6 separate regions of the Homo sapiens genome follow, and all the other regions are linked to region 3. Evidence: chromatin loops called from intact Hi-C (ENCODE). Cell type or tissue: OCI-LY7. All regions are shown on one strand. Each heading gives the region's core, and the rest is flanking DNA. Links, peaks and the distances in the headings are about the cores only.

Region 1 (5,123 bases), core at 381-4,380, 560 kb after region 3:
AAGGGTGTTGGATCTTGTCAAAGGCCTTTTCTGCATCAATTTAAGTGATCACGTGATTTTCCCCTTTCATTCAATTAATGCATATTACGCTGATGGATTTTCTTGTTATTTCCTATAGCGCTTGGCATGCTGGGATAACTCCCACTTCATCATGGTGTATAATCCTTTTAATATGCTGTCGGGTTCAGTTTGCTAGTACTTTATTGAAGGTTTTTGCATCTATATTCATGAGAGATACTGGTTGGTAATTTTCTTCTGATGTTTTTATCTGGCTTTTGTATCAGGGTAATGCTGGCTTCCTAATCTGTATGTATCCATTTGTGATTTTTTAACATCACAAATTTAGATACTCAGCTCAGTAATTTTCAGTGTGTTCTTTTCTCATAAAAGTATTTCAGGAGGCAAGCTTTCCTCCAAACACTGCTTTCATTGTATTTTTTTTTTTTTTTTTTTTGAGATGGAGTCTTGCTCTTATGCTCAGACTAGAATGCAGTGGCATGATTTCTGCTCACTGCAACCTCTCCTGAGTTCAAGTGATTCTCCCTCCTCAGCCTCCCAAATAGCTGGGATTACAGGTGTCCACCACCATGCCTGGCTAATTTTTGTATTTTTAGTAAGAACAGGGTTTCACCATGTTGGCCAGGCTGGTCTCAAACTCCTGACCTCAACTGATCCACCTACCTCGGCTTCCTAAAGTGCTGAGATTACAGGTGTGAGCCACCACACCTGGCCTTTTTTATTGCAATTTGATACACACTTTATAGTTCTAAGTCTTTTTCATTTCCTCCCCTGTACAGTGCCTCGGCATGACCCACTTTATCCTGAGGGCACCTGCAGGCCAGGGGCAGGCACCCATTGCCCCAAAGCCCTGGAGCTGGGTCGGAAGCAGAGCAGAACCCTGGTGCTCACTTCCTGTTTTTTCCTTGCACAGCCGAGTTCACAGCCTTCTGCCTTGGGCCACAGCTCTAGCCTCCCCACGTAACCACAGGTTCCGATCTTTGCTTCTTCTCCCAGGTCTTCCTGTCTCTTGATGTTTCCCTCTAAAGATCCATCATGGGCTGGGAATGGTGGCTTACGCCTGTAATCCTAGCACTTTTGGGGGCCGAGGAGGGCAGATCATGAGGTCAGGAAATTGAGACCATCCTGGCCAACATGGTGAAACCCCATTGCTATTAAAATACAAAAATTAGCCAGGTGTGGTAGTGGGTGTCTGTAGTCCCAGCTACTCAGGAGGCTGAGGCAGGAGAATCGCTTGAACCCAGGAGGCAGAGGTTGCAGTGAGGCGAGATCTTGCCACTGCACTCCAGCCTGGTGACAGAGTGAGACTCCATCTAAAAAAAATCTATCATGGCTGGTCCTGGGGGGCAGCCAACATTCCACACTAACCCGGCATCTTGGCAGGAATGGAATGGGCTCCCTCCTGCATTTTCTACTTCACTGGCTTTCCTAATACCTTTCTCTGCCCGTGCACTGTCAGCCGTTCTGATGATGCGTCTAATAGGTTGGAATTAAGGTTATAGATGGAATTTAATTATAAGGACATGAAGAGAAATTAACTTGGAGAATGGATGTGTGAAGAGGGGAAAAGCAAAATGAGAGAGAGCTTGGGCACAGGAGTGGGATCCAAAGTCGACTATTAAAAATAGTATCAAGCCGGCCGGGCGCAGGGGCTCACACCTGTAATCCCAGCACTTTGGGAGGCAGAGGCAGGCGGATCATCTGAGGTCAGGAGTTCGAGTCCAGCCTGGCCAACATGGTGAAACCCCCATCTCTACCAAAAATACAAAAATTAGCCAGGCGTGGTGGCACATGCCTGTAATCCCAGCTACGCAGGAGGCAGAGGCACAAGAATTGCTTGAACCCAGGAGGCAAGAGGTTGCAATGAGCCAAGATGGTGCCACTGCACTCTTGCCTGGGCAACAGAGTGAGACTGTCTCAAAAAAAAAAAAAAAAGCAGAGGCGGGTGGATTGTTTGAGGCCAGGAGTTTGAGACTAGCCTGGGCAACATAGTGAGACTCCTTTAAAAAAAAGAAAAAGTAGCTGGGTGCAGCGGGTGGCACCTGTAATGTGCTGCTCAGGAGGCTGGGGCATGAGGATCACTTGAGCCCAGGAGTTCGAGGCTGCAGTGAGCTATGATCACACCACTGCACTGCAGCATGGGTGACAGAGCAAGACCCTGTCACCCTGTCTTTCTCTGTGTGTGTGTGTGTGTATTTTTTTTTCTTTTTTTGAGATGGAGTCTTACTCTGTTGCCCAGGCTGGAGTGCAGTGGTGCAATCTCAGCTCACTGCAACCTCTTCCTCCCAGGTTCAAGCAATTCTCCTGCCTCAGCCTCCTGAGTTGCTGGGATTACAGGTGCATGCCACCATGCCCAGCTAATTTTTGTATTTTTAGTGGAGACATGTATTTCACCATGTTGGTCAAGCTGGTCTCGAACTCCTGACCTCAGGCGATCCACCCACCTCGGCCTCCCAAAGTGCTGGGATTACAGGTGTGAGCCACCGCGCTGGGTGTCTCTATATATAATTAGAGCCACCGCGCCCAGTCTCTCTCTATATAATTAAGAGCCAGGTTTCTTAAGGAAACTCCCAGCTCAGTGAGGGAGAACTGCTCTTAAACACAGAGGAAATTACATGTATTTTATTATGTCAACAACCATCTACATACAAATAAATGTGAGGCGTAAGTAATATAAAAATGGAATAGCAAGCACAAACCTGGCTAAGGGACTTTTTCACTTGCTGGTGAAATCTGCGTCTGTCCCCCGCTCCACCCACCGGCCTCCCAAGAGTCTGAAAACCACCCGGTATAAGGCTGCCACCTGGTGGCCAATATGAAAACTGCATATAGCTATGCCTTACTGTTCCTAACCCAGCGTTGTTTCAAAGAAATACAAAAGAAATACAAGGCGAGCCAAATGGATGATTTTAAATTTTCTGGTAGCCCTACTGAAAAAGTAAAAAGAGGCCGGGCACGGTGGCTCACGCCTGTAATCCCAGCACCTTTGGGAGGCTGAGGCGGGCGGATCGCTTGAGCCCAGGAGTTCGAGACCAGTCTGGGCAACATAGTGAGACCCTCTTCTCTACAAAAAAAAAATGCAAAAATTAGCTGGGTGTGGTGGTGAGACCCTGTCTCTTAAAAAAAAAAAAAAAAAAAAGAGGGACTGGCGCGGTGGCTCACGCCTGTAATCCCAGCACTTTAGGGGGCCGAGACAGGCGGATCACGAGGTCAGGAGATGAGACCATCCTGGCTAACACGATGAAACCACGATGAAACCCCGTCTCTACTAAAAATACAAAACAATTAGCCGGGTGTGGTGGCGGGCACCTGTAGTCCCAGCTACTCAGGAGGCGGAGGCAGGAGAATAGCATGAACCCGGGAGGCGGAGCTTACAGTGAGCTGAGATCTCGCCACTGCACTCCAGCCTGGGCGACAGAGCAAGACTCCGTCTCAAAAAAAAAAAAAAAAGAAAAAAGAATTTTAATAATATATTTTATTTAACCCAATATATCTACATATTTCAACATGTAATCAGTATTTTAAAATTATTAATGATATATTTTACACTCTTACACTCTTTCAAACCTAGTGTGTAATTTGCACTTCCATCACATCTCCACCTGGATGCTACATTTTCATGAGAAATACTCGATCTGCATTTACATCTTGTAAAACTTACAGTTGAAAAGGTAGACTCACACCCAAATTGTCCCAAATATGCTTAAAAGCTTCCAATTATGTGTTATATTGACAAGTACAGTTAAGCAAAAGGCTGAGTTTAATCAGGGGTCGCACTTGATTTAATCTCAGCTTAAAAACAGATTCCTCCTCGGGCGGGGGTTCCCCCACCCTTGGTCTGAGTTAGACCACGTTAAACAGTGCACGCGCCTCTCCCCGCCCATCGGGTGATCTGGCTTTCTACTAACAGAAACGTCTGGAGCAGTCGCAAGAGAATCCTGTCTCGGACCAGCCTGCATCTGTACCTAATCTAGTGGTTGCGTGATTAGCCACCCAGATTCCCTCCAGGACTGCAGGCCGACCTCCCCACGCGCTGCTGTGGACAGCAGACAGTCCGCAGCTGCCGTCCTCTTTGGGAGTTTCCTCAGCTGAAGAGCATCATCTTGACCTCGGGTCCTGCCTCCTTTCTGGGCAGCTGCATCCAGTGATTGGTCAGTAGGGTTTTTTAAAGGTCCAGTCTTTTCACCCAAACTTGGGACGATGTTGAGGCTCTATCTTCCTCTGCCCAACATTGCTCTTTCCCTACCCCTACGAGTCTTCGGTTCCAAAGGTATTGCTCCTGGGGTACCAGTAAACTTCTGTGTGGTCATCTTTATCTCAGAGTCTACTTCCTGTGGGGAGCTCCAGCTATGATCGTGTGTGCCGGGAGTGAGCTGCAAAATGCGGATGCTGAGGTGGGATTCTGGAGCTGGACTGCTGACTACCAGGCTGGCAGTGAGGACCTCTTCATGGTTGGTAGAGGAAGCGTAGATAGGTCGGGCACACGGTAGCAATGAGGTTGTGAAAGCTTCCACTGCTGATGAAATGCAATGGTATTCTGGGGAACACTATCCACTAGTGGGTGCCCTGTGTCAGGAGTTTGAGGTATGAGGGGAGAGAATACCTATAGAACGTAGGGCCAGGAGCAGCGGCTCGCGCCTGCAATCCCAGCACTTTGGGAGGCTGAGGTAAGAGAATTGCTGGAGCCTAAGAGTTCAAGACCAGCTTGGGCAACATAGCAAGACCCACGTCCCCATAAAAAATAAAAATTAGCCAGGTGTGGTGGTGTAGTCCCTGCTACTTGGGAGGCTGAGGCAGAAGGATCTCTTGAGCCTGGGAGGTCGAGGTTGCAGTGAGCTGTGATGATGCCGCTGCACTTCAGCCTGGGTGACAGAGCAAGACCCTGTCTCACAAACCCAAAAACCACAGTTAAACTAGGTGGTTGCTGCTAAACACAAAGACTTTGGGAAATGACAAAAGCTGAGAATGATTAACAGGCAATTAACAGCTAAGGGTGAAAGCCACCTTAGGAACACATAAAGAGGTTTTTATCTCTTGCAGCTGCAAGGTAGAGAAAGCTGAGGACTAGACCCAGGATTTAGTTGTAAGATCAGCCAAGCTCCCAA
Region 2 (5,123 bases), core at 344-4,343, 530 kb after region 3:
GCAGTGGCAGTATCACAGCTAACCTTTCAGTGAGTGTCTGCAGTGACACAATTATGTGAATTAACACATGCAATTCTTTGGGAGGAAGCTCTCCCACCTTCAGGCACAGGGGTGGTCACCTGGCTCCAGAGCCGGCTCGTCCCAGAGCTGTCATGGATAGGAATTGTGAAGGATGTGTGTGCTAGGGCTGCGAGTGTGTGTGCGCGTGTGTGTGCCTGTGTGCGTGCCTCTGCATTTGTATGTGTGCCTGTGTGTGTGCGCGTGCCTCTGTGTGTGTGTCTGTATGTGTGTACGTGTGTGTGTGTGTGTGGCTGGGTGCTGCCCCCAGTCCCTGGGGTGGGCAGATGGACAGATGGACAGTCTTGACCACCGCTTGTCCCCCAGGTCTACGACGTTCCTCCATCGGTGAGCAAGGATGTGCCCGATGGCCCACTGCTGCGTGAGGAGACCTACGATGTGCCCCCCGCCTTCGCCAAGGCCAAGCCCTTTGACCCGGCCCGCACCCCACTGGTACTGGCTGCGCCCCCTCCAGACTCCCCGCCGGCCGAGGACGTGTATGACGTGCCGCCCCCGGCTCCTGACCTCTACGACGTGCCCCCTGGCTTGCGGCGGCCTGGCCCGGGCACCCTGTACGATGTGCCCCGTGAACGGGTGCTTCCTCCTGAGGTGGCTGATGGTGGCGTGGTCGACAGTGGTGTGTATGCGGTGCCTCCCCCAGCTGAACGTGAAGCCCCGGCAGAGGGCAAGCGCCTGTCGGCCTCCAGCACCGGCAGCACACGCAGCAGCCAGTCTGCGTCCTCCTTGGAGGTGGCAGGGCCGGGCCGGGAACCCCTGGAGCTGGAAGTTGCTGTGGAGGCCCTGGCACGGCTGCAGCAGGGTGTGAGCGCCACCGTTGCCCACCTTCTGGACCTGGCAGGCAGCGCCGGTGCGACTGGGAGCTGGCGTAGCCCCTCTGAGCCACAGGAGCCGCTGGTGCAGGACCTGCAGGCTGCTGTGGCCGCTGTCCAGAGTGCCGTCCACGAGCTGTTGGAGTTTGCCCGCAGCGCGGTGGGCAATGCTGCCCACACATCTGACCGTGCCCTGCATGCCAAGCTTAGCCGGCAGCTGCAGAAGATGGAGGACGTGCACCAGACGCTGGTGGCACATGGTCAGGCCCTCGACGCTGGCCGGGGAGGCTCTGGAGCCACCCTTGAGGACCTGGACCGGCTGGTGGCCTGCTCGCGGGCTGTGCCCGAGGACGCCAAGCAGCTGGCCTCCTTCCTGCACGGCAATGCCTCACTGCTCTTCAGACGGACCAAGGCCACTGCCCCGGGGCCTGAGGGGGGTGGCACCCTGCACCCCAACCCCACTGACAAGACCAGCAGCATCCAGTCACGACCCCTGCCCTCACCCCCTAAGTTCACCTCCCAGGACTCGCCAGATGGGCAGTACGAGAACAGCGAGGGGGGCTGGATGGAGGACTATGACTACGTCCACCTACAGGTGGGTGCCGCCTGCCCAGCCCCGGCTCCTCTTCTGCCACGCTGGGCTCCTGTGCTTAGGGGGAGATTTGTTCTCAGCTGGGGCCTGGTCCCTGGCAAGGCCCTGCACCCTCCTCTCACTTTGACCTCCCTCACCCCACATTGGCCCCATGTGCTAGGGTGGCCATGTCATCGAGCCCTTCGTTGAGTCCCTCGGGCTGGTATCTCTGGTGACCAGCAGCGGTGACTCTGCTGTTCTGTGTGGGGAGACAGATCTGCAGAAATGTGCACACACACAAGGATGCTCTGAGCGTGGGGGAGCAGCAGGAGGTGGTGGGAGGTGGCTGGGACTGCTCCTCCCAGGCTGGCCCCTGGAGCAGAGGCCTGGGTGCTAGCCGGGTGGGAGTCCTGGTAAGGAACATTCCAGGCTGAGCTGGGCCAGAGAGGCATCCAGGGGCAGGGACCAGGTGGCCAGGCCTTTAGGCCAAGGGGGAGGGATTGGGTGTGATTCCTGGTGTTGGAGCCTGGGAAGGCAGGGTGGAGCTTGCGGACTTTCTGCGGGTACCCCACCCTCTGCCCAGTCTCTTCCTGAGCTGGCAGGCGGTGAAAGGGGCTGCCAGGGTTGCTTCCTAGGAAGCCACCTTCTCTGTGTGTCCCCGCATGTGCCAGCCTGGGGGGGCTGTGTCCCACATATGCCAGCCTGGGGGAGTGTGTGTGTGTGTGTGTGTGTGTGTGTGTGTGTGTGTCTGTCTGCCTGCCCCTGCACGTGCCAGTCTGTGTGTGTGTTCACGTGTGCTTGTGTGTGTGTGTGTGTCCACGTGTGCTAGTGTGTGTGTGCGTCCACGTGTGCGTGTGTGTGCGCGCACACGCAGCACCACCTGGTGGCCACTCAGCTCACTGCGCCCGCCACAGGGCTGGCCTGTGCTTCTGGCTCAGAAAACTGGCCTCAGCGCAGCCCCTGTCTCTGCCCTCCAGGGGAAGGAGGAGTTTGAGAAGACCCAGAAGGAGCTGCTGGAAAAGGGCAGCATCACGCGGCAGGGCAAGAGCCAGCTGGAGTTGCAGCAGGTGAGGCCCCGGAGCAGAGCAAGGCCCAGCTTTGCCCGCTGACCCCCTGAGCCCCCAGCTCTTGCCCTGCAGGGCCGACCCCGGGTCCCCAGCTTCTCATGTTGTCTGACAGTGCTCAGAGCTGGGCCCGGCCTGCCACCCCCCTGCCTCCTGACCATCTTCATCTTTTCACTTGGTTTATTTTAAAGTTTTCAAGAGTAATTGTTGGAGACATTTAGGGAATTAGAGAGTGGGGTGAGAGCAGAAAATAGACCCCTCACAGCTGCCATAGGCTCAGCACGGGGCTGGCTCTGCCCTGCTCCTTCCTCCAAGCTGCTCCCTGCATGGCCGGGATGGTGTCCTGTGGGCATTCGACTCTTCTGTCCCAGCATCTGCCATGGCGTTAAGCATTCTTGTGGATTCTTTCAAAGACCACTTAGCGTCTATTGAATGTTTGTATTGTACCCACACTTCCTTAGTATTTTTTTTTTTTTGACACAGAATCTTGTTCTGTCACACAGGCTAGAGTACAGTGATGCGATCTCAACTCACTGCAGCCTCAACCTTCTGGGCTCAAGCGATTCTCCTGCCTCAGCCTCCCCAGTAGTTGGGATTACAGGCGCCTGCCACCACACCTGGCTGATTTTTATATTTTTTATAGAGACAAAGGTTTCACCACATTGCCCAGGCTGGTCTCAAACACCTGGGCTCAAACGATCCACCTGCCTTGGCCTCCCAAAGTGCTGGGATTATAGTGTGAGCCACCACATCTGGCCCCTTATTATAAATATACTGCTGTGTTTATATGCAGACATGTTAATAGAATTTTCCTCATATTTTGAATCAGTTCTTCAGGGTAGGAAAGAGGTATGTAAAAAAACACTAAGGGAGCTTTATTCTGATTATGAAGATAATTTTAAAAGTGAAAATACAGGATAGCACGAAGTGAACATAAAAATATCACCCGTCAAATCTCCCTCGCCTACCTTCTGGGCACCAAGGAGGTGGCAGAGGCAGGGGCCTGAGACCCACGACACACAGCAGTGAGGCTGCAGCCGCCTCATGAGAGCTCGGTGAGAATCACTGAAAAGTGGAAGATGCCTGGGAAGTACCTGGCACATGGAGACACTCAGGAGAGGCTAGACATTGACATCTCAGAACGGTGGCAGGGTGGCAGGGGGTGGGGGCTGAGAAATTACCTAATGGGTACATTGTACCCACATAACAAAACTGCACCTGCACCCCTGTTAAATCTACTAAAGAAAACACCCAAGAAAAGAATAAATGTCACACCTGTAATCCTAACACTTTAGGAGGCTGAGGCAGGAGGATCACTTGAGGCCAAGGGTTTGAGACCAGCCAGGCCACGTAGTGAGACCCAAGTCTGTATACATTAATACAAATTGTGGCCAGGCACAGTGGCTCACACTTGTAATCCCAGCACATTGGGAGGCCAAGGCGGGCAGATCACTTGAGGTCACGAGTTTGAGACCAGCCTGGTCAACATGGCAAAACCCCATCTCTACTAAAAATACAAAAATTGGCCAGCATAGTGGCACACGCCTGTAGTCCCAGCTACTTGGGAAGCTGAGGCAGGAGAATCATTTGAACCCAGGAGGCGGAGCTTGCAGTGAGCCGAGATTGCGCCACTGCACTCCAGCCTGGGCGACAGGGTGAGATTCCGTCTCAAAAAAAATAAAATAAAATTGTTTTAAAAACCTCCTGGGTGCCGAGGCGGGCGGATCACCTGAGGTCGGGAGTTCGAGACCAGCCTGACCAACATGGAGAAACCCCATCTCTACTAAAAATACAAAACAATTAGCTGGGCATGGTGGCACATGCCTGTAATCCCAGCTACTTGGGAGGCTGAGGCAGGAGAATCGCTTGAACCCAGGAGGCGGAGGTTGCGGTGAGCCGAGATCGCACCACTGCACTCTAGCCTGGGCAACAAGAGCGAAACTCCGTCTCAAAAACAAAAAACCTCCTGAAATATCAACAATATATAGGTCTATATCTCTGTCTAGAGAGAGAACTCTGGGATCGCCGTGTTTTCAGAAGTGGTCGTGTACTTTGTCCGTCCTCTGTGTGCCTCCAGCACTGACTTCACCAGTCCCCTGCTGTTGGACACTTAGGCTGTTCCCAGAGTTTTACTTTTGTGAACAGTGCTGTGATGAATACTAGTCTTTGCACGTATCTGATGAATCACTTAGATAACTTGCTAGAAGCTGGATTAAAGGGCAAGAATATATGTGAAGAACTTTAAAGATGTAGAATTCCAAGGCCAAGGACATAAAGTCCATGTTAAATGCAAGTCCATGAAGACTTACTGATGAGAACATCTGTTGCCCCATTTTTGTATCGGTGAAGAATCTGAAATCTCCACCCACAAAGTGTCTAATAGGAGAGTATTGATTCAATAAAGTATGGACATTTATGCAGTGGGATATTATATAACTATGAAGAGTTGTCAAAGAATAAAAAGGGCTGGGTGCAGTGGCTCACGCTTGTAATCCCATCACTTTGGGAGACAGAGGCGGGAGGATCATCTGAGGTCAGGAGTTTGAGACCAGCTTGGCCAACATGGTGAAACCCCATCTTTACCAAAAATACAAAAATTAG
Region 3 (5,123 bases), core at 689-4,688:
ATGCCAGGCAAAATTGACAAAATATTTTAAGATAAAAATTATTATTAGGGCAAAGAAGGATATTTTATAATTATAAAAGTGTCAGTTAATCAAGAAGATATAAAAATAATTAAAGTGTATGTACCTAACAACACAGCCCCAAAATGCATGAAGCAAAAATACACCGAATTAAAGGAAGAGACTATTCAAACTTAATAGTTGGACGCTTCAATAAAAAGGAGAATAGAAAAACAATCTGCCAGGGTCATGATAGTGCCAGCTCTCAAATCTGGGTCTAGGGTAAAAGAGAAATAAAACTAAAACCTGTCCGAAAAAAATTCAATCACAGTGAACCTGACTGGGAAAGGAGTAGAAGAGAGGGAAGAGCCAGTATCCAGGCAGCTGGGGAACCCAAAACAATTCCCCTTAGGGCTACTCCCTCCCTGGTATCTCCTGATGTCTGACCTGACCCTCCCCTCCATTAAGAATAGATGTCACTTTCCTCCGTTCTCCTCCACTCTCCTCCACTCACTGCTACTTCTCCCACTCCACATCAACAAACTGAGTCCCAAAAGCTTCTTAAATATCAGCCCTATGGCGCTCAGAGCTCGGAAATGCTGAAAGTCCTTCAGTACCAGATGCCAACTTAGAGAGGACAAAGGAGTAGGAAAGACTGAGCAGTGACCCCTACATCCATGTGCCACTATCCTATAGCACATTTGAGACTATTCTGAAGAGCAAGTTAAACTCACATAAAATAGAAATTTTTATCCTAAAAAATATTTCATATGAAACATTTATGGAACTGAAAAAGTACTATACTTCAATCTGGAGCAAAATGACTTTGGCTCTCACTCTGAAAATAAATGTTTAAATCATACTTGATGGAACAAAGTCAGCTGAAACTATGCACATTGGATTCACCAGGAGACATGTGTACACAGTGGGCTGCCTCTCCTACATAAAAAGGTCTTCATGGATATACAATGGGTCCTCATGAAACTGATTTTGCCACAGATTTTGGGGAACTGAGAGCTTTTTTCTTCCTCCAGGAGGGCACAACTTCCTTCTATTTTCCAGTTTTTGTGCTCTACCTCTTTAATTTTACTTAAAAAGAATGACCCTGAAAAACACATTAGTAATTACTAGATGCCAGAAAATGATCCTTCTAGCATAAAATTGGAACATGGAACTATTTTATCAGTGTTAACTAGACCTGAATTATCAAATTTCAAACAATATTATAATACCAAAAGCTGATTTTAGATTATATTACAGCTCATTTCATAGAGCACCAAGGAAGTGGAAGAAAATATAAATGTGCTTCTTAACCTGTGTGACAAACCTACCTCAATGATTCAAGTGAAAGTTGTGGATTCACATGTTCGAGGCACATAAAAAAATAATCTTGTATGTTTTAATATCTAACTCAAGGACTATCATCCAGCATCTCTCATGCTGTGCTCATTCACACACTACAGAAAGGTAACTCCTCTTTGGCAGAGCTATGAAGTATATCTAAATTAAACAGGCTAATCAAGTGACTGGATTATGTGTAAACCTCCTCAAATAAAATAGTATAAAAAAATATATCATGGTAGAGTTTATTATTGTCACATTATCATAGTAACCACTAGGAATTTAGTCAGTTAAAAATATGTCAAAACCCAGCCTACAAAATGGGAAAAAATATTTGCAAACTATGCATCCGACAAAGGTCTAATATCCAGCATCTATAAGGAACTTAAACAAATTTACAAGAAAAATACCCCATTAAAAAGTGGGCAATGAACATAAACAGACACTTTTCAAAAGAGGACTTACTGCAGCCAACAAGCATATGAAAAAATGCTCCACATCACTAATCATTAGAGAAATGGCAATCAAAACCACAATGAGATACCATCTCACACCAGTTGAAAGGGCTTTTAATAAAAAGTCAAAAAATAACAGATGCTGGCAAGGTTGCAGAGAAAGGGGAATGCTGATACACTGCTGGTGGGAATGTAAATTAATTCAGCCATTGTGCAAAGCAATGTGGTGATTCCCCAAGGAATTTAAAAGAGAATTACCAATTGACCCAACAACCCCATTATTGAGTACATACCCAAAGAAATAGAAATCATTCTACCATAAAGACACATGCACACGTATGTTTATCGCAACACTATTCGCAATAGCAAAGACATGGAATCAACCTAAATGCCAATCAACAGTACACTGGATAAAGAAAATGTGGTACATATACACCATGGGATACCACACATTCATAAAAAAGAACAAGATCACATCCTTTGCAGCAACAAGGATGGAGCTGGAGGCCATCATCCTAAACAAACTAATACAGGAACAGAAAACCAAATGCCACATGTTCTCACTTACAAGTGAGAATTAACCAAGGAGAACACATGGGCACAAAGTGGGGAACAACAGACACATGGGCCTACTTGAGGGTGGAGGGTGGAAGGAAGGAGAGGATCAAAACACTACCCATCGGATATTATGCTTATTACTTGGGTGATGAAATAATCTGTACCCCAAACCCCCATGACACGCAGTTTACCTATATAACAAGCCTGCACATGTGCCCCGAGCCTAAAATAAAAGTTTTTTTAAGTCAAAACCATCTTCATTCTTTGTCTTCTTTACAAAAATATATCTGAAAAAATACATCCTGTGAAGTAGTGCTCTAAAGTTGTCGGAGATATTGATTTATTACTTCCTTTACTAAAATAATACCTTATATTTACTTAATTAAAATATATAAAACCTCCATAACTGGCATTTACGTTCAGAGAAATCGCTCTAAATAAAACATCTGCCAGGAACTAAAAGCATTTTAAAGTGGCTTGGCACTAACACTGTCATTATCATCACTATTACAAGGGACAGTGTCAGATTACATGTATGGCCACGAGGAGGTGCTAATACCCTGTGGCTTCATCACCAAAAAGAAAGTCATCAGAGCTGCAAAACCTGGGCCTGTTATTGCAGAGTCTGGTAAAAACAAAAACCCCACAGAGAGCAGAGTAACCTGCTGGCCTCTCACAGGGGACCGAGTGAAGGATGCTCTACAATCCAGGGAAAGGGGTGATAAGCCAGGGGAAAGCTGGCCTGCCTACCTGTTCTTCTCACAGAGGTGCCTCTTTAAAAATACATCTGATGAAATACTGTAATTTCTAAATGTTTGGACATTGTTATAATTATCAAATTAATCATTGATACAGTAGTCATTCCAATTTAGCTTCTTGTCCATCACTACAATTCTGAAGAATAAAATGTCTGCCCAGAAATAAGAATGTGGAGTCAGAAGAGGCTTTATTACTAGAAATATGAAATCAAAATGAAATTGCAGAGCTGTTCCAAAACAAAAATGTAAAGGCCCTTTCACTTACTGGCCCTTTCTATTGAAAACAAGAAGGAATTTAAGAGTAGTGTTATTGTTGTTAACGTTTTCACTGTGAGACAATTTGAGGGATTTACTTTGTTATCATACATTTGACATCGTCTCAACTCCTGTTCCAATCACAGAAATGCCTCCAAATAAAATACCTGCCAGTAATTAAAAACACATTATTATATAATTATCATTATTCCTTCAAAGGGGGTGGGAGGAGTTATTAGTGCAGTCCTTGTGATTTTTCTCTAAGTTTGAAACTATTTCAAAATAAACTTCTTTAAATTGCATATCCCTTTCTTGAAATACAGTTAAATGAAAAGCCTACCAATAGTTAAACCTTTAATGTTATGAGGGATAATATTATCATTACTAGTAAATAGGGTTAACCCCAAACAATGGAAACTGGTTTGTTTCTAGGCAGAATGCTGGATCCCAGCAACCAGGGAGGAAACAGGTCATTTGTCTGCAGTCGCCATTCTGTGAAATCCACTCGGTAGCAACAGTCAATGGATCTCCCAGTGGAATTGCTTATCACCTAGCAATGTATTGGTTGTAAATAATCCAGTCACAAATGTATTCTCTTCAATTTACATATACTTGTGGCTCTAACAAAGAGAAGTCATCATTCTCTAGTGTGCAAATGAACACAGCAAGAAGCACGATTGGATGAGTTTGTTTTTCTTTCTAAGCTGGGGCATGTGAATCCACACATTATCACATGAAACAGTGATATGCATTAAACAGAAATTTAAAAACACATTTATATGTTTATTCTTCCCGGGTTCTCCATGAAATAAGCAGTAATTGAATCCTGATATCTGCTTTTCATATATGTTTTTAAAGTGATAATTCAGATTTAATAGCACCAATAACAAAACAGTGCCATGTTCCAGTTTTACGCTAGAGGGATCATCCACCAGCATTTATTAATTACTAATGTCTTTTCTTGACATTCTTCTCTTCAAGTAAAATTACAGAACTACAGAAGAAAACCTGAGAATTGGAGCAAGTGTTCTCTTGGAGAACAAAGCCCTCAGATCCTACAAAATTAGTTTTATGAAGATATACAGTAACTGTCTTGGTCTTTTTTTTCTGTTGTTTATAAGAGAATTCCTGAAACTGGGTAATTTATAAAGAGAAGAAACTTATTTCTTACAGTTGTGGAGCTGAGGAATCCAAGGTCAAGGGGCCACATCTGGTGAGATCCTTCCTGCAGGTGAGGACTGTCTGAAAAGTCCTGAGGCAAGGCAGGGCCTCACCTGGCGAGGCAGTCGTCTGTGCTAGCTCAGGTGTCTCTTGCCCCTTTTTTTATTTTTATTTTTTTATTTTTTTTTTGAGACGGAGTCCCGCTCTGTCTCCCAGGCTGGAGTGCAGTGGCACGATCCCGGCTCTCTGCAAGCTCCGCCTCCCGGGTTCACGCCATTCTCCTGCCTCAGCCTCCTGAGTAGCTGGGACCACAGGCGCCCGCCACCATGCCCGGCTAATTTTTTGTATTTTTAGTTCAGGCAGGGTTTCGCCATGTTAGCCAGGATGGTCTCGATCTCCTGACGTCGTGATCCGCCTGCCTCGGCCTCCCAAAGTGCTGGGATTACAGGCGTGAGCCACCGCGCCCAGCCGTCTCTTGCCCTTCTTATAAGCCACCTGTCCCACTTCCATGATAGCCTATTCATCTGTTAATCCATGAATGGATAATTCATTCAAGAGGGCAGACCCCTCATGATCCAATCACTTCTTAAAGGGCCCA
Region 4 (5,123 bases), core at 643-4,642, 290 kb after region 3:
CTGGAGTGCAGTGGCGCCATCTTGGCTCACTGCAACCTCCGCCTCCCAGTTTCAAGCGATTCTCCTGCCTCAGCCTCCCGAGTAGCTGGGATTACAGATGTACACCACCACGCCCGGCTAATTTTTTTTGTATTTTTAGTAGAGATGGGGTTTCACCATGTCGATCAGGCTGGGCTGGAACTCCTGACCTCAGGTGATCCACCTGCCTTGGCCTCCCAATGTGCTAGGATTACAGGCATGAGCCACTGTACCTGGCGAAAAACAGTTTGTTAACACAGGCAGCCAACATCACTCAGGATAAGCCTCAATGAAAAGTAACAAAGTGATGGCTTGGAACACTGTCTTACACAGCATTTTTAAAAAATACAATAAATTTGTAGAGATAGGATGACCAAGGACAACAGTTTTAGGCTTCCAAAGGTGGTAAACTATGGGATGGTAAATATCCGAGAGGAAGCTGATGCAACAGGATTTGTCTGCAGCAGCCTCTGGTACCACCTCTGAGTCAAGGGTTGTGTCCAGTGATGGAGAGTTTATATCGTGCCTTTAGGCAGAAAAGGGGAGGGAAACCTGAACTTTTCCTGCACTTTCTGCTTCTTAATTGCCTTCAGCTGAAAATCATTTTTTATGTGAAAAAGGCATAGTCTGAGCTGACGCCTCTGCTTTCCTCCACCTGAAGAGAACCTGCGTGCTGCTCCTTTGCTTCGGACCTCCGCCTCTGCCCGGGAGAAAGCCCAGGCCAGCCTGCTGGACAAGCAGAGACCATGAGAAGGAGAGTTCAGGGGTCCCAAACCAGGCCATCCTAGACCAGCCAGCTCCAGCTGATCCGCACGCAGCCACTTCGGCTACCTTCTACTGGCCAAAGGGAGTCCCAGGGCTCACCCAGATTCAGAGGTGGGGAAACTGAGTCCACCACTTGAGAAGAGTAGCTATAAAGACATATGAGCGAGGCCAGCTGAGCCCAGCACTGCGGCCAAGTCGAAGACTTTAGGAGCAATAAAAGTGCTTATTGTGTTTCAGTCATTTGAGTGTTGTGGTGGTTTGTTACGTAGCATTGCCTAACCGATACACTTGAGAACGGAGGGCTCCTGGCACCTGCAGCTTCCAATTTCCACCAGGGTCCAGGCTCCCTCCCTGCTGGTAGGGCTGTAATTAGTGTCTCCCCTTACCTGTAGGCCCTGTGATGCAGCTAGAAGTGTCTAGGCCCAGCAGTCACCCACAATTAGGGGCAGGCACGCTTGCTGCCTCTGCTCTGGCTGTGGGAGCTCAGAAGGGGCAATCAAAGCACTAGATGGGCTGATGGGTGCATAGAAACAGTGTTGCCTGGAATAGGTCAGAGAACCCACCTATCAAGAGGCTGTTGGGGAATCAATGGTGGGCCTTATTTTTGTTATTTTGCATCAAGAAGATATATTATCCACATCAACACTGTATCAACTCCTCATGGCCACCACAGACCCTGTGTCCCCTAGCTTTGTCTTTGATGTGCCTTTGTCACCCACTCCTACAGACTGCGCCCCACCACTGCCACAACTGCCCCATCACCTCTACAGGGTTAAATCAATGGTTTTAATTTTTGCCTACCTGATGGGTGAAAAATGTTACTTGATGTTTCAGTCTGCACTTCTTTAATTCCTGGGGCAGCTGAACATCTTTTCATGCTTATGACTCAACTGTATTCCTTTTTCATTGTTCAAGGCTGTGCCCATGTTGCTGTTGACTTACCACAGCCTCTTTTGAATATGCTTTGTTATTTTTGTTGTGCAAATGGTTTCTCCTAGCTTGTCATCTGTTTTTTGTTGTTGTTGTTTTGTTAACTTACTTTATGGCATTTTCCCCTCAGGCTTCTTAAAAAAAAAGAAGCTTCATTGAGCTATAATTGATATACAACATCTGCACATAAAGTGTAAAGTTTGATTAAACATTTGTATATACCTGTGAAATCAAATCACCACCTCATCACAATCAAATTTCAAAAAGTTTCACCTAGTTTATCATATTGTTGAATGTGAATCCTTTCCTTATGGCCAGTGGATTTTATGTCTTGTTGAAACGACTTTGTCCTGCTACAGTGATAAAAATGGTCTTCACGCTTGCTTCCAGTACTTTAGTAGTCTAGTGTTTTACGCTTGGATCTAAATTGCATGCAATATTCCTGATCGGTGCGAGTCATCAGTTCTCCCAGCGCCCTCTACTGAATGATCTCACTCATCACACACTGAAACCACCATGGGCTGGAATCTGTCCCTCACCCACAGGCCCACTCCACACCAGTGGATCAGGCGAGCAATTTCTTTAGGTCGAGTGACCCCTATGCTGAGGTCCAGTGGGTTATCCCGACTACCTTCACAAGTTAATGGATTTAGATTTAAGCACCACCTGCCCCCAGCAGATTCTCTTACAATTTAAATATCCTCTCACAGTGCAAATCCTTATTCTGTGAATGACTCTATTCAGACCATGTTCCTTAAGAACCAGAGCTAGGCTGGGTGCAGCTGTAATGCTAGCAATTTGGGAGGCCAAGGTGGGCAGATTGCGTGAGCTCAGGAGTTCGAGACCAGCCTGGGCAACTTGGCGAAACCCTGTCCCTACTAAAAAAAATACAAAAACGTAGCCAAGCGTGGTGGTATGTGCCTGAAATTCCAGCTACTTGGGAGGCTGAGGCATGAGAATTGCTTGAACCCAGGAGGTAGAGGTTGCAGTGAGCCAAGATCGCCCCACTGCACTCCAGCCTGGGTAATAGAGCGAGACTCTGTCTCAAACAAACAAAAAACGAAAGAACCAGAGCTAAAGTCTTGATGAAATGGAAAGGATTGGCCTACTATCCATTTTTCCAAGATGGCAATTCATTCCAGCCAATCGAGCATTTTCTCCTTTGGGAGTAAGACCAGAAAACCTGGCCTGTCCTGCAAGTCTTGTGTTATTCTGCTCCCAGTCCTCAAGAACTCCACTCATTCATTCAACACACATTATGGGTTGAGCACCAACCAGGCACTGGGCTATTATAGGAGCTGGAGATACAGCAGGACCAAAAACAGACAAAAAGCAAAAACCCCTGCCCTAGGCTGGGTGCAGTGGTTCACACCTCTAATCTCAGCCCTTAGTGAGGCCGAGGCAGGTGGATCACCTGAGGTCAGGAGTTCAAGACCAGCCTGACCCATATGGTGAAACCCAGTCTCTACTAAAAATATAAAAATTAGCTGGGCATCGTGGCATGCACCTGTAGTCCCAGCTACTCAGGAGGCTGAGGCAGGAGAATTGCTTGAACCCGGGAGGCGGAGGTTGAATTGAGCCGAGATGGCGCCAAAGGACTCCAACCTGGGCGACAGAGCGAGACTCCATCTCAAAAACAAACAAAACAAAACAAAACAAAACAAAAACCAGCCAGGCGCAGTGGCTCACGCCTGTAATCCCAGCACTTTGGGAGGCCGAGGCAGGCAGATCATGAGGTCAGGAGTTCGAGACCAGCCTGGCCAACATGGTGAAACCCCATCTCTACTAAAAATACAAAAATTAGCCAGGCGTGGTGGTGGTGGTGCACGCTTGTAATCCCAGCTAATCAGGAGGCTGAGGCAGGAGAATCGCTTAAACCTGGGAGGCGGAGGTTGCAGTGAGCTGAGATCGCGCCACTGCACTCCAGCCTGGGCGATAGAGTGTGACTCTCTCAAACAACAACAACAACAACCCTGCCCTTCAGGAACTTGCATTCTGATGGTGGGGAGATAGCTGATGAATAAGCTTAATAAATGGCTACATTATTTAGCATATTAGAAAGTGCCAAGGATTAAAGTAGAGAAGGATCGGGGGATGAGGAATATATGTGTGTAGAGGTGTGAGTTGTAATTTTTAATGGGGTGATCAGGGTAGGTCTCAGTGAGAAAGCGACATTTGAGGAAAGTCTTACAGGAGGTGAGGGAGTATGTTAAGGGCAATCATGGGTAGCCTGTCTGGGAGCAGGAAAGAGCTAACACAAAAGCCCTAAGGAGGGGAGGCATCTGGCTTGTTGAAAGAGCAGCAAGGGGCCAGGGGGTCTGGTGTGCTGGACCGCCTCCTTGGCTTCCTTAGACAGGGCCCAGGAAACCTCCATTTTCTGAGTCCTGCAAGGCTAAATGTCTTTTTTTAACCTGTCAATTCATAAATGAACTAAAGATCGAATTCTAAATTCAAAATAATGTTTCCTAATGTAATACATAATTGATTATGTAACCCTACAATAATTGATTTCTTCCACTTTTTTTTTTTTTTTTTTTTGAGACGGAGTCTCGCTCTGTTGCCCAGGCTGGAGTGCAGTGGCGCGATCTCTGCTCACTGCAAGCTCCACCTCCCGGGTTCACGCCATTCTCCTGCCTCAGCCTCTCCGGTAGCTGGGATTACAGGCGCCCACCACCACGCCCAGCTGATTTTTTTTTTTTTTTTTTTTTTTTGAGACAGAGTCTCATTTTGTTGCCCAGACTGGAGTGCAATGGCACGATCTCGGCTCCTGCAACCTCTGCCTCCCGGGTTCAAGTAATTCTCCTGTCTCAGCCTCCCAAGTAGCTGGGATTACAGGCGCATGCCACCAGGCCCGGCTAATTTTTGTATTTTTAGTAGAGATGGGGTTTCACCATGTTGGTCAGGCTGTTCTGGAACTCCTGACCTCGTGATCTGCCTGCCTCGGCCTCCCAAAGTGCTGGGATTACAGGTGTGACCTACCACACCTGGCCCTTTTTCTTTTTTTTTTTTTTTTTTTGAGACAGAGTCTTGCTCTGTCGCCCAGGTTGGAGTGCAATGGTGCGATCTCGGCTCACCGCAACCTCCACCTCCCAGGTTCAAGCAATTCTCCTGCCTCAGCCTCCTGAGTAGCTGGGATTACAGGCACATGCCACCATGCCCGGCTAATTTTTGTATTTTTAGTAAAGACGGGGTTTCACCATGTTGGTCAGGTTGGTCTCAAACTCCTGACCTCGTGATCCACCCGCCGCAGCCTCCCAAAGTGCTGGGATTACAGGCATGAGCCACCACGCCCAGCGGTTTCTTCCACTTCTAATAGACTCTGCTAGTCTGGGAAATGTACCAAAAAGACAGCATGGTTAAAAGGTCAGTATTTCCTGACCCTTTTTATACTTCCTATTTTTATTTTAGAT
Region 5 (4,591 bases), core at 1-4,000, 240 kb after region 3:
AAAAAAAAAAAAAAGAAGGAAAGAAAGAAAAAAGGATGATACAAAATAAGCCGAGCGTGGTGGCACATGCCTGTAATCCCAGCTACTCGGGAGGCTGAGGCAGGAGAATCGCTTGAACCTGGGAGGCGGAGGTTGCCATGAGCTGAGATCGCGCCACTGCACTCTAGCCTGGGCAAGAAGAGCGACACTCCATCTCGAAAAAAAAAAAAAAAAAAAGAGGCAGGTGCAGTGGCTCACTCCTGTAATCCCAGGACTTTGGTAGGCCATGGCAGGTGGATCACTTGAGGCCAGGAGTTTGAAACCAACCTGGCTAACATGGCAAAACCTCAGCTCTACTAAAAATAAAAAAAAATTAACCAGGCGTGGTGGTGCGCATCTGTAATCCCAGCTACTTGGGAGACTGAGGCAGGAGAATCACATGAACCTGGGAGGTGGAGGTTGCAGTGAGCCGAGATCATGACATTGCACTCTAGCATGGGTGACAGAGGGAGACTGCATCTCAAAAAAAAAAAAAAAAAAATGAAGAAGCGGCTGGGCACGGTGGCTCACACCTGTAATCCCAGCACTTTGGGAAGCCAAGGCGGGTGGATCACGAGGTCAGGAGTTCCAGACCAGCCTGGCCAACATGGTGAAACCCCCATCTCTACTAAAAATACAAAAATTAGCTGGGCGTGGTGGCAGACGCCTGTAATCCCAGCTACTTGGGAGGCTGAGGCAGGAGAATCACATGAACCTGGGAGGCAGAGGTTGCAGTGAGTCTAGATGGTGTCATTGCACTCCAGCCTGGGCAATAGAGTGAGACTCTGTCTCAAAAAAAAAAAAGAAGCAAATATGAAGACTATGTAGTCTTGAAGAGGACACAATCTTTTGAACAAGACACAAAATCCACAAACTGTGAAGAAAGAATTCACTTTCAAAATATAATAAATAGGACAAAACTTTTTGGAATTTGCTTGTGGTGACGTGGTGATCTGATCTCACAGGTCTATACATCTAATTTTATACCTTACATATAAATATTTTATATAAATTATGTCTCAATACTTTTTTTTACAGAAGCATTGGGGGAAAATACCATAAAGTAGGTTAAAAAACAGATGACAAGCTAGCAGAAACCATTTGCCATAAAAATAAGAGCAAAACCAAGAGGAAGCGGAAAGTCAACAGAAAAATGAGCAAAGCCCTTTAACAAAGAAAAAAGAAGGCCAGGCCGGGCGCAGTGGCTCACGCCTGTAATCCCAGCACTTTGGGAGGCTGAGGTGGGTGGATCACCTGAGGTCAGGAGTTTGAGACCAGCCTGGCCAACATGGCAAAAACCCGTCTCTACTAAAAATACAAAAATTAGCCGGGTGTAGTGGCACACGCCTGTAGCCCCAGCTACTTCAGAAGCTGAGGCAGGAGAATTGCTTGAACCCGGGAGGCAGAGGTTGCAATGAGCCGATATTGCTCCACTGCACTCCAGCCTGGGTGATAGAGCAAGACTCCGTCTCAAAAAATAATAATAATAATAATGATAATAAAAAGGAGAAAAAGGAAGGCTGTTGATTAATAAGCATGAAAAGATGCTTAGCTGCCCAGGGAATTAAAGAAACGTAGGTTAAAACAACATCAAGTAACATTTTTAACCCATCAGCTATGCAAAAGTGAAAATGATAGATTTAGCCATGTATAGGTGGTGGTAGCACCCACCACCACGCCTGGCTAATTTTTATATTTTTAGTAGAGACAGGGTTTCACCACGTTGGTCAGGCTGGTCTCAAACTCCTAACCTCAGGTGATCCACCCGCCTTGGCCTCCCAAAGTGCTGGGATTACAGGCATGAAGCACTGCGCCCGGCCTTTTTAATTTTTTTTGGACAGTCTTGCTCTGTTGCCCAGGCTGGAGTGCAACGGCACAATTTCGGCTCACTGCAACCTCCACCTCCCTGGTTCAAACGATTCTCCTGACTCAGCCTCCCAAGCAGCTGGGATTACAGGCACCCACCACCATGTCCAGGTAATTTTTATGTTTTTATTTTATTTATTTATTTTTAATTTTATTTTTTGAGACAGAGTTTCGCTCTTGTTGCCTAGGCTGGAGTGCAATGGTACGATCTTGGCTCATACAACCTCTGCCTCCCAGGTTCAAGCGATTTTACTGCCTCAGCCTCTTGAGTAGCTGGGATTACAGACATTCGCCACCATGCCCAGCTAATTTTGTATTTTTAGTAGAGAAGGGGTTTCTCCACGTTGGTTAGGTTGGTCTTGAAGTCCCAACCTCAGGTGATCCGCCCGCCTCAGCCTCCCAAAGTGCTGGGATTACAGGTGTGAGCCACTGTGCCCAGCTCCAGGGCTGGTTATCTTTGTATTTTCAGGTAGCCAGTTCTCCCCACGCCCTCTACTGAAAGATCTCATGCATCACATTTTCTCCCTTTGGGGTAAGACCAGAGAACCTGGCCTGTCCTGCAAGTCTTGTGTTATTCTGATCCCAGTCTTCATGAACTCCACTCATTCATTCAACACACATTATGGGTTGAGCACCAACCAGGCATCGGGCTTTTGGAGGAGCTGGAGATAGAGCAGGACCAAGATAGACAAAAAGCAAAAACCCCTGCCCTGTAGGAACTTGCATTCTGATGGTGGGACACAGCCAGTGAATGAGAAGTTTGATAAATGGCTAAATTATTTAGCATATTAGAAAGTGCCAAAGATTAAAGTGGAGAGGGATCAGGGGATTAGGAATGTATGTGTGTTTAGGGGTGTGAGTTGTTAATTTTTTTTTTTAAGACAGAGTTTCACTCTGTCACCCAGGCTGGAGTGTAGTGGCACGATCTTGGCTCACTGCGATGTCTGCCTCCCGGGTTCAAGGGATGCTCCTGCCTCAGCCCCGCTGAGTAGCTGGAAATACAGGCGTTCGCCACCATGTCTGGCTAATTTTTATATTTTTAGTAGAGATGGGGTTTCACCATGTTGGCCAGGGTGGTCTCGAACTCCTGACTTCAGGCAATCCGCCTGCCTCAGCCTCCCAGAGTTCTGGGATTACAGGCGTGAGCCATTGTGCCTGGCTTTTTTTTTTTTTTTTTTTTTTTTTGAGACTGAGTCTGGCTCTATTGCCCAGACTGGAGTGCAGTGGCGCGATTTCGGCTGACTGCAAACTCTGCCTCCCAGGCTCAAGTGATTCTCCTGCCTCAGCCTCCTGAGTGGCTGGGATTACAGGTGCCTGCCACCACCTGGCTAATTTTTTTGTATTTCAAGACCAGGCTGGTCTCAAACTCCTAACCTCAAGTGATCCACCTGCCTTGGCCTCCCAAAGTACTGGGATTACAGGAGTGAGCCACCATGCCTGGCCTTTTTTTTGTTTTTTGTTTTTTTTTGAGACAGTGTCTCACTTTTTCACCCAGGCTGAAGTGCAGTGGAGTGCAATGGCACGATCTCAGGTCACTGCAACCTCCACCTCCCGGGTTCAAGTAATTCTCCTGCCTCAGTCTCCCGAGTAGCTGGGATTACAGGTGCATGCCACCAGGCTCAGCTAATTTTTTTGTATATTTAGTAGAGACAGGGTTTCACCATGTTGGCCATGGCTGGTCTCGAACTCCTGACCTCAAATGATCCACCCGCCTCAGCCTCCCAAAGTGCTGGGATTACAGGCATGAGCCACTACGCCCAGCAGTTTCTTCCACTTCTAATAGACTCTGCTAGTCTAGGAAATGTACCAAAAAGACAGCATGGTTAAAGGTCAGTATTTCATGACCTTTTTTATACTTCCTATTTTTATTTTATTTAGGTTTCTTGGTTGATACAAAACGTCAATTGTAGTGGTAGGGAACCTGCATAAGGAAGCTTCCTAAACAGAGGCTTCAAGAGAGAACACTAATAGGCCGGGCATGTTGGCTCATGCCTGTAATCCCAGCACTTCGGAAGCCCAAGGCGGGTGGATCACCTGAGGCCAGGAGTTCAAAGCTGGCCTGGCCAACATGGTGAAACCCCCCTCTACTAAAAATACAAAAATTAGCTGGGCGTGGTGGCAGGTGCCTGTAGTCCTGGCTACTCGGGAGGCTGAGGCGGGAGAATCGCTTGAACCCGGGAGGTAGAGGTTGCAGTGAGCCGAGAACGTGCCACTACACTCTAGCCTGGGCCAGAGAGTGAGACTCTGTCTCAAAGAAAAAAAAAAGGTCGGGGGAGGCTTGAGAGAATGGGTTCACTTTCTTCCTCCATGTGAGGACCCATAGGTAGTGCCAGCAGTGAGGCACAGGCCCTTTCCAGATACGCAACCTACAGGCGCCTATATCGTGGACCTCCCAGCCTCCAGAACCATGAGAAAGTAAATTTCTGTTCTTTATAAATTACCCAGTTTACTTAAAAAAAAATTTTTTTTGAGACAGGGTTTCCCTCTCTTGCCCAGGCTGGAGTTAAGGAGCACCATCTCTGCTCACTGCAGTCTCCGCCTCCCAGGCTCAAGCAATCATCCTACCTTAGCATCCTGAGTAACTGGGATTGCAGGCATATGCCACCACGTCTGGCTAATTTTTCTATTTTTTGTAGAGATGGGATCTTGCTATATTGCCCAGGCTAGTCTCGAACTCCTGGGCTCCAGTGATCCTCCTGCCCTGGCC
Region 6 (5,123 bases), core at 475-4,474, 360 kb after region 3:
TTGGTTCAAGCAGTTCTCCTGCCTCAGCTTCCTGAGTAGCTGGACTACAGGCACGCACCACCATGCCTGGCTAAATTTTTTTTGTATTTTTAGTAGAGACGAGGTTTCACCTTGTTGGTCAGGCTGGTCTGGAACTCCTGACCTCATATGATCTGCCCGCCTCAGCCTCCCAAAGTGCTAGGATTACAGGCATGAGCCACCACACCAGGCCTCTTGTGTTTTTTGTATAGATGGGTTTATCCAGCCTGGTGTCAAACTCCTGGGCTCAAGCATCTGCCTGCTTGGCCTCCCAAAGTGTTGGGATTACAGACATGAGTCATCATGCCTGGCACCTGTATAAATTTTAAAAATTACAATTGAGTAACAATTAAAATGATTGTAAAAATAAGTTATAAAAATAAATGCTTACATTTTATTACATTTTTGGGCTTTAGTTGACAAGATAATTCTGAAGTATCACACACATTGTAATGTCCTACTGCGTGTGACTGATAATTCATATCACATGTGACTCACCTTGCAAATCTGGCCTAACTGAATTTATACTCTGTTTAATGGAAGGGCCCACTGCTCATGTCTTGAGTATTGTGACATTGTCAAATTGCTGAACAAGTTTCTAAATACTCACAATTTCTGTGCCCATCTCATCTTGGACCAATAACAGGTAGTTTTGCAGTCAAAACTTGAATAGCACTATATACAAATGATTCCATTCAGTTTTTCCCCAGTTATCCCAATAATGTACTTTATAGCTGTATTTCTTGTTCAATCTAAAATCCAGTCTAGAAGTCCAGCGCGCTATCCGTTGTGCTATGGAGCCACCTCTAAGATCCAATCTAAGATGAAAACCATAATTGGTCTTTTGTTGTTGCTGTTGATTTTGCATTTGGTCTTTTTAAACTCCTTGTACTTAGAACTGTTTTTCATGCCTTTTCTGTATTTCACAGCATTGGTTTTAAGCTTTTTTTTTTTTAAGAGTCCAGGCCATTTGTATTGCATAATGTCCCTCAATTTGGATTGCTGCATTGTTTATGATGAGCTTCACATTAATTATGTTAGACAAAAATACTACATTGATGGTGCTTCTCATCCATCAAGAGACTCAGCATTGATGGGGATAAGTTAGGCCACCAGTATCTTAAGACAGTACCTTTGCGGCCGGGCGCGGTGGCTCATGCCTGTATTCCCAGCACTTTGGGAGGCCGAGGCAGGCGGATCATGGGGTCAGGAGATCGAGACCATCCTGGCTAACACGGTGAAACCCGTTCTCTACTAAAAATACAAAAAATTAGCTGGGTGCAGTGGCGGGTGCCTGTAGGAGGCTGAGGCAGGACAATGGCGTGAACCCGGGAGGCGGAGCTTGCAGTGAGCCGAGATCGTGCCACTGCACTCCAGCCTGGGCAACAGAGCAAGACTCCGTCTCAAAAAAAAAAAAAGAAAAATGACAGTACCTTCCAGAATTCTTCATTGTAAGGCAACCTTTTCCTTGGTAATTAGTTGTTTTCGGGTTCCATAAATAATAATAATAATTACTATTATTATTTTGAGACACGGTCTTACTCTGTTGCCCAGGCTGGAGTGCAGTGGTGCGATCTCAGCTCACTGCAACCTCCGCCTCCTGGGTTCAAGCGATTCTCCTGCCTTAGCCTCCCGAGTAGCTGGGATTACAGGCACCTGCCACTGCACCCGGCCAAGTTTTTTATTTTTAGTAAAGACAGGGTTTCATCATGTTGGCCAGGCTGGTCTCCAACTCCTGACCTCAAATGATACGCCCACTTCGGCCTCCCAAAGTGCTGGGATTACAGGTGTGAGCCACCATGCCTGGCCCCATAAATAATTATTGATGATATGAATTAGTAATATATTTTACTGCCTGAAATTATTCTGGAAGCTGTTGAGTTGTACATCCAGTAGGGGACCAGCAGAACGCTGACAGTATAAACTTTTAATAGTTTGAAAGTCCTATAAAAATAATATAGAAAGTATGTTAATGTACCGTTAGGAATATAGGTTTAAAAGTTTTTTGAAGTCTTTTTTGGCTTGAATTATTTTCTATGTGTTATGCAGACTAAGAAAGATTTATTTATAACTTCACTAGTGGCCCTCACATAGAGTGTACAAAAAGCTGGTAAATAACTGTTGCTGTAAGAAGTCATTAGGCCAGGCGCAGTGGCACATGCCTGTAATCCCGGCACTTTGGGAGGCTGAGGCAGGAGGACTGCTTGAGTACTGGAGTTGAAGACCAGCCTGGGCAACATGGAGAAACTCCATTTCTACAAAAAATATAAAAATTAGCCAGTCATTGTGGTGTGTGTCTGTAGTCCCAGCTACTCAGGAGGCTGAAGTAGGAGTGTCCCTTGAGACCAGGAGGCAGAGGTTGCTGTGTGCTGAGATCGTGCCACTGAACTCCAGCCTGGGTGACAGAGTGAGACCCTGTCTCAAAAAAAGTCATAAATTTTCGGTCAAATTAAGTGTTGTGGACTTGTTAGTAAATACTATTATAGTTGTGTGCTGCAAATTTCCTATTTCATTTTTGAAAACAAGTGGATGGTAATTTTAAATGTCCTTGATGGGTATTCAGGGCGTCTGCTGTTTTCTCAATTTGTCAGAAGAGGGCAGCACCATGTCTATAAAAAACAAAACAAAGAAATGAGTATGGAAGCCCTTTTTTCATATGAATTACATACTGTCACATACATTTTATATTTCAAAATGATACATGCTTATTACTTTAAAAATCATGTTACAGAGATATATAATATATATAACATGAAAAGTGAAAGTTCTGTAACTCCCTTCCCCTAAAGAAAACAAAAACCCTGTTAATAGTGGGCATGTTGACAGGATTTTTTTAAACTTAATTTATTTATACTTAAATTTAGGCATTATAAGGAATTCTCATAAGGGGACTTACGAGATCTGAATTTTCATTGATAACAGATACAAATTTGTTGTATGGATTTGAGCATATCTTTTAATTTCTTCATGTCATTATTCTCCTTTTTCTCTCTGTATCAAGTTAAGAGCATTACTACATCTTCAAGAAATGTGAGAAGAGCTGGTGATGACAGGAAGGAATTTGTAGGTCTAAGTGTAAGGTAGTGTTAGCACAAAGTTAGTCTTCAGTTTTCTAACTGTATTTTAATGTTAAATTTTGGGCTTTGATCATTTCATTTTGTTTTTGTCCCTACTTGAAAAATGTTTAGCTTATTAACCTAGGGGAATGGGGGAATATAGTATTTTGTATTCTGCCCTATCACATAACCAGCTGAGCCAGTTAGCTCAGACTTTCCTAAATGATTCACCTTTTGGAAAAAGCCAGTCATGGAAAGTTTCTGCCCAATTAAAGACTTTCAGGAAGTTCTGAGCAAGTGAAAATAAAGTTAAAATGGAATTTCTGTTGAGAACACTTGAATTAACTATTACTAATAATAGGCCTTTTCCTGTCAGAGTTCCCTCTTGTGCGTTAGAGGTGGTCTATAATTTAACTGTTCTCCTGCTTGAAGATATTTTGATACTTGAATCCCTTATTGCTTGTTAAAAGTGGAGTTGTTCTAGGCATACTGTCAATGAAGAGTAATCTGTAATATTACTTGGTGTCAATTACTAAAGTTCCTGAGATAAATATACCAGTGTTTCCTAGTGAATATAGATAGGACTTTGGCACTAAGAAATTTTGAGAGATACTCCCACAGTTTATACTTTTTCCATGCTGCTTTTATGCCACTTACTATATATCATGTATTACAATGACTTGCTTTCATGGTTGGCTGTTCTGCTGAACTGTGAGCTCCTTAAGAGCAAAGGCCATGCCATATTTTTTTTTATATGTTCAACATCTAACAGTGCTTGGATCTAGGTTGCTTTTCAGCAAATGTTGACCTAATTGTCTCAGGTGACTCTTTCCAGGCTTGTCATTTCCATGAAGGTAGTAAAAAACAAAACCAAACATGCATTACCTAGAGGCTACTTTTCCTTAAGCTATCACTTAGGCCATTTGATTTCATCTTCTCTATCACCAGCATTCTGAAACTTCACAGTGATTTGCCTTGATGTGAATCTTTTTTTTATTTTTCTGAGACGGAGTCGCACCTTGTCGCCCAGACTGGAGTGTAGTGGCGCTATCTCAGCTCACTGAAACCTCTGCCTCCTGGGTTCAAACGAATCTCCTGGCTCAGTCTCCCAAGCAGCTGGGATTACAGGCACCTGCTACCACGCCCAGCTAATTTTTTTTTTTTTTTTTTTTTTGAGACGGAGTCTTAACTTTGTTGCCCAGGGTGGAGTGCAGTGGTGCAATCTTGGCTCACTGCAAGCTCCATCTCCCTGGTTCACGCCATTCTCCTGCCTCAGCCTCCCGAGTAGCAGGGACTACAGGCGCTCGCCACCAAGCCTGGCTAATATTTTGTATTTTTAGTAGAGACGGGGTTTCACTGTATTAGCCAGCATGGTCTTGATTTCCTGACCTCATGATCCACCCACCTCGGCCTCCCAAAGTGCTGGGATTACATGCGTGAGCCACTGCGCCCAGCCAATTTTTGTATTTCTTAATAGAGACAGGGTTTCACCATGTTGCCAGGCTGGTCTGGAACTCCTGACCTCACTATCTGCCCACCTCGGCCTCCCAAAGTGCTGGGATTACAGGTGTGAGCCACTGTGTCAAGCTGGATGCTTTTAAATTAGCTGCATCCAGTGTTCTGTGGCTCTTTTTTATGGAAGCCTATCCTTCACTTCTAGGACATTTTCTGTTATTGTTGACAACTTCCCCCTATTTTCTGTTTTTATGAGATTCATATTAGTAGAATTGATATGACAGGCCAGGGCAGTCTAGGCTGAGGTAACAAACTCAGCAACTCAGTAGCATAATACAGTACATTATTTCTTACTGGTATAAAGTCCAATATGAGTTTCGTAGCACTCCATCTTGTAACTCAGTTGTACAGAACACCTAGGCTTCAGGGTTGCTCTGGCAAAGGAAGAATGAATACATAGATTTTCATATAATTCCTCTTTTCTCAGAATGGACTTCAGCCATGCCTTTTGAGTCTGGAACTTCCGTGGTTTTCATTTCTCCAGAGTAATGGGTTCTGCTGGATTGGGGATGGGGTAGAGCAGTAGCCTGTGGT

Evidence for each region. A loop is a pair of places that touch in the nucleus more often than their neighbours do. Peaks named below come from ENCODE experiments on the same cell type or tissue, not always from the same donor. Only the 100,000 strongest peaks of a DNase experiment are listed, where the experiment ranks them.
Region 1: a loop joins it to region 3, with 12 times the contacts of the local background. A loop is called at or near these places in 50 of 110 quality-filtered maps.
Region 2: it touches region 3 in a loop (6-fold over the local background); 8 of 110 quality-filtered maps call a loop at or near these places.
Region 4: it touches region 3 in a loop (9-fold over the local background); 92 of 110 quality-filtered maps call a loop at or near these places.
Region 5: a loop joins it to region 3, with 8 times the contacts of the local background. A loop is called at or near these places in 15 of 110 quality-filtered maps.
Region 6: it touches region 3 in a loop (5-fold over the local background); 11 of 110 quality-filtered maps call a loop at or near these places.

What each region holds. Positions count from the first base shown.
Region 1 is chr16:75,197,206-75,202,328 of GRCh38, reverse strand. No RefSeq gene overlaps it. Among named protein-coding and RNA genes, the nearest start is that of CTRB2, 7.4 kb to the left of the region's middle. RefSeq lists enhancers at 753-832, 2,684-2,978, 4,017-4,517. In OCI-LY7, for the core only: a CTCF peak has its summit at 2,825 (motif pointing left); DNase peaks (open chromatin) are centred at 868 and 2,788.
Region 2 is chr16:75,231,248-75,236,370 of GRCh38, reverse strand. BCAR1 (BCAR1 scaffold protein, Cas family member) reads left to right here. Exons shown (of 7, transcript NM_014567.5): 5 at 385-1,482; 6 at 2,436-2,525. Among named protein-coding and RNA genes, the nearest start is that of CTRB1, 15 kb to the right of the region's middle. RefSeq lists a silencer at 2,243-2,302 and an enhancer at 2,462-3,087. In OCI-LY7, for the core only: CTCF peaks have their summits at 2,170 and 2,376 (motif pointing left); a DNase peak (open chromatin) is centred at 2,310.
Region 3 is chr16:75,762,140-75,767,262 of GRCh38, reverse strand. All of the region lies in intron 2 of LOC105371348 (a long non-coding RNA gene), which reads right to left. Among named protein-coding and RNA genes, the nearest start is that of CPHXL, 38 kb to the right of the region's middle. RefSeq lists an enhancer at 3,037-3,096. In OCI-LY7, for the core only: CTCF peaks have their summits at 2,690, 2,889 (motif pointing right) and 4,301; a DNase peak (open chromatin) is centred at 2,932; H3K4me3 peaks cover 1,233 bases; H3K27ac peaks cover 1,781 bases.
Region 4 is chr16:75,469,024-75,474,146 of GRCh38, reverse strand. It overlaps CHST6 (carbohydrate sulfotransferase 6), which reads left to right. Exons shown (of 3, transcript NM_021615.5): 3 at 1-2,095. Among named protein-coding and RNA genes, the nearest start is that of TMEM170A, 6.9 kb to the right of the region's middle. RefSeq lists an enhancer at 1,856-2,498. In OCI-LY7, for the core only: CTCF peaks have their summits at 1,991 and 2,192 (motif pointing left); a DNase peak (open chromatin) is centred at 2,186.
Region 5 is chr16:75,519,355-75,523,945 of GRCh38, reverse strand. No RefSeq gene overlaps it. Among named protein-coding and RNA genes, the nearest start is that of CHST5, 14 kb to the left of the region's middle. RefSeq lists a silencer at 2,288-2,337. In OCI-LY7, for the core only: CTCF peaks have their summits at 2,191 and 2,390; a DNase peak (open chromatin) is centred at 2,385.
Region 6 is chr16:75,400,554-75,405,676 of GRCh38, reverse strand. All of the region lies in intron 4 of CFDP1 (craniofacial development protein 1), which reads left to right. Among named protein-coding and RNA genes, the nearest start is that of CFDP1, 30 kb to the left of the region's middle. In OCI-LY7, for the core only: a CTCF peak has its summit at 2,622 (motif pointing right); a DNase peak (open chromatin) is centred at 2,596.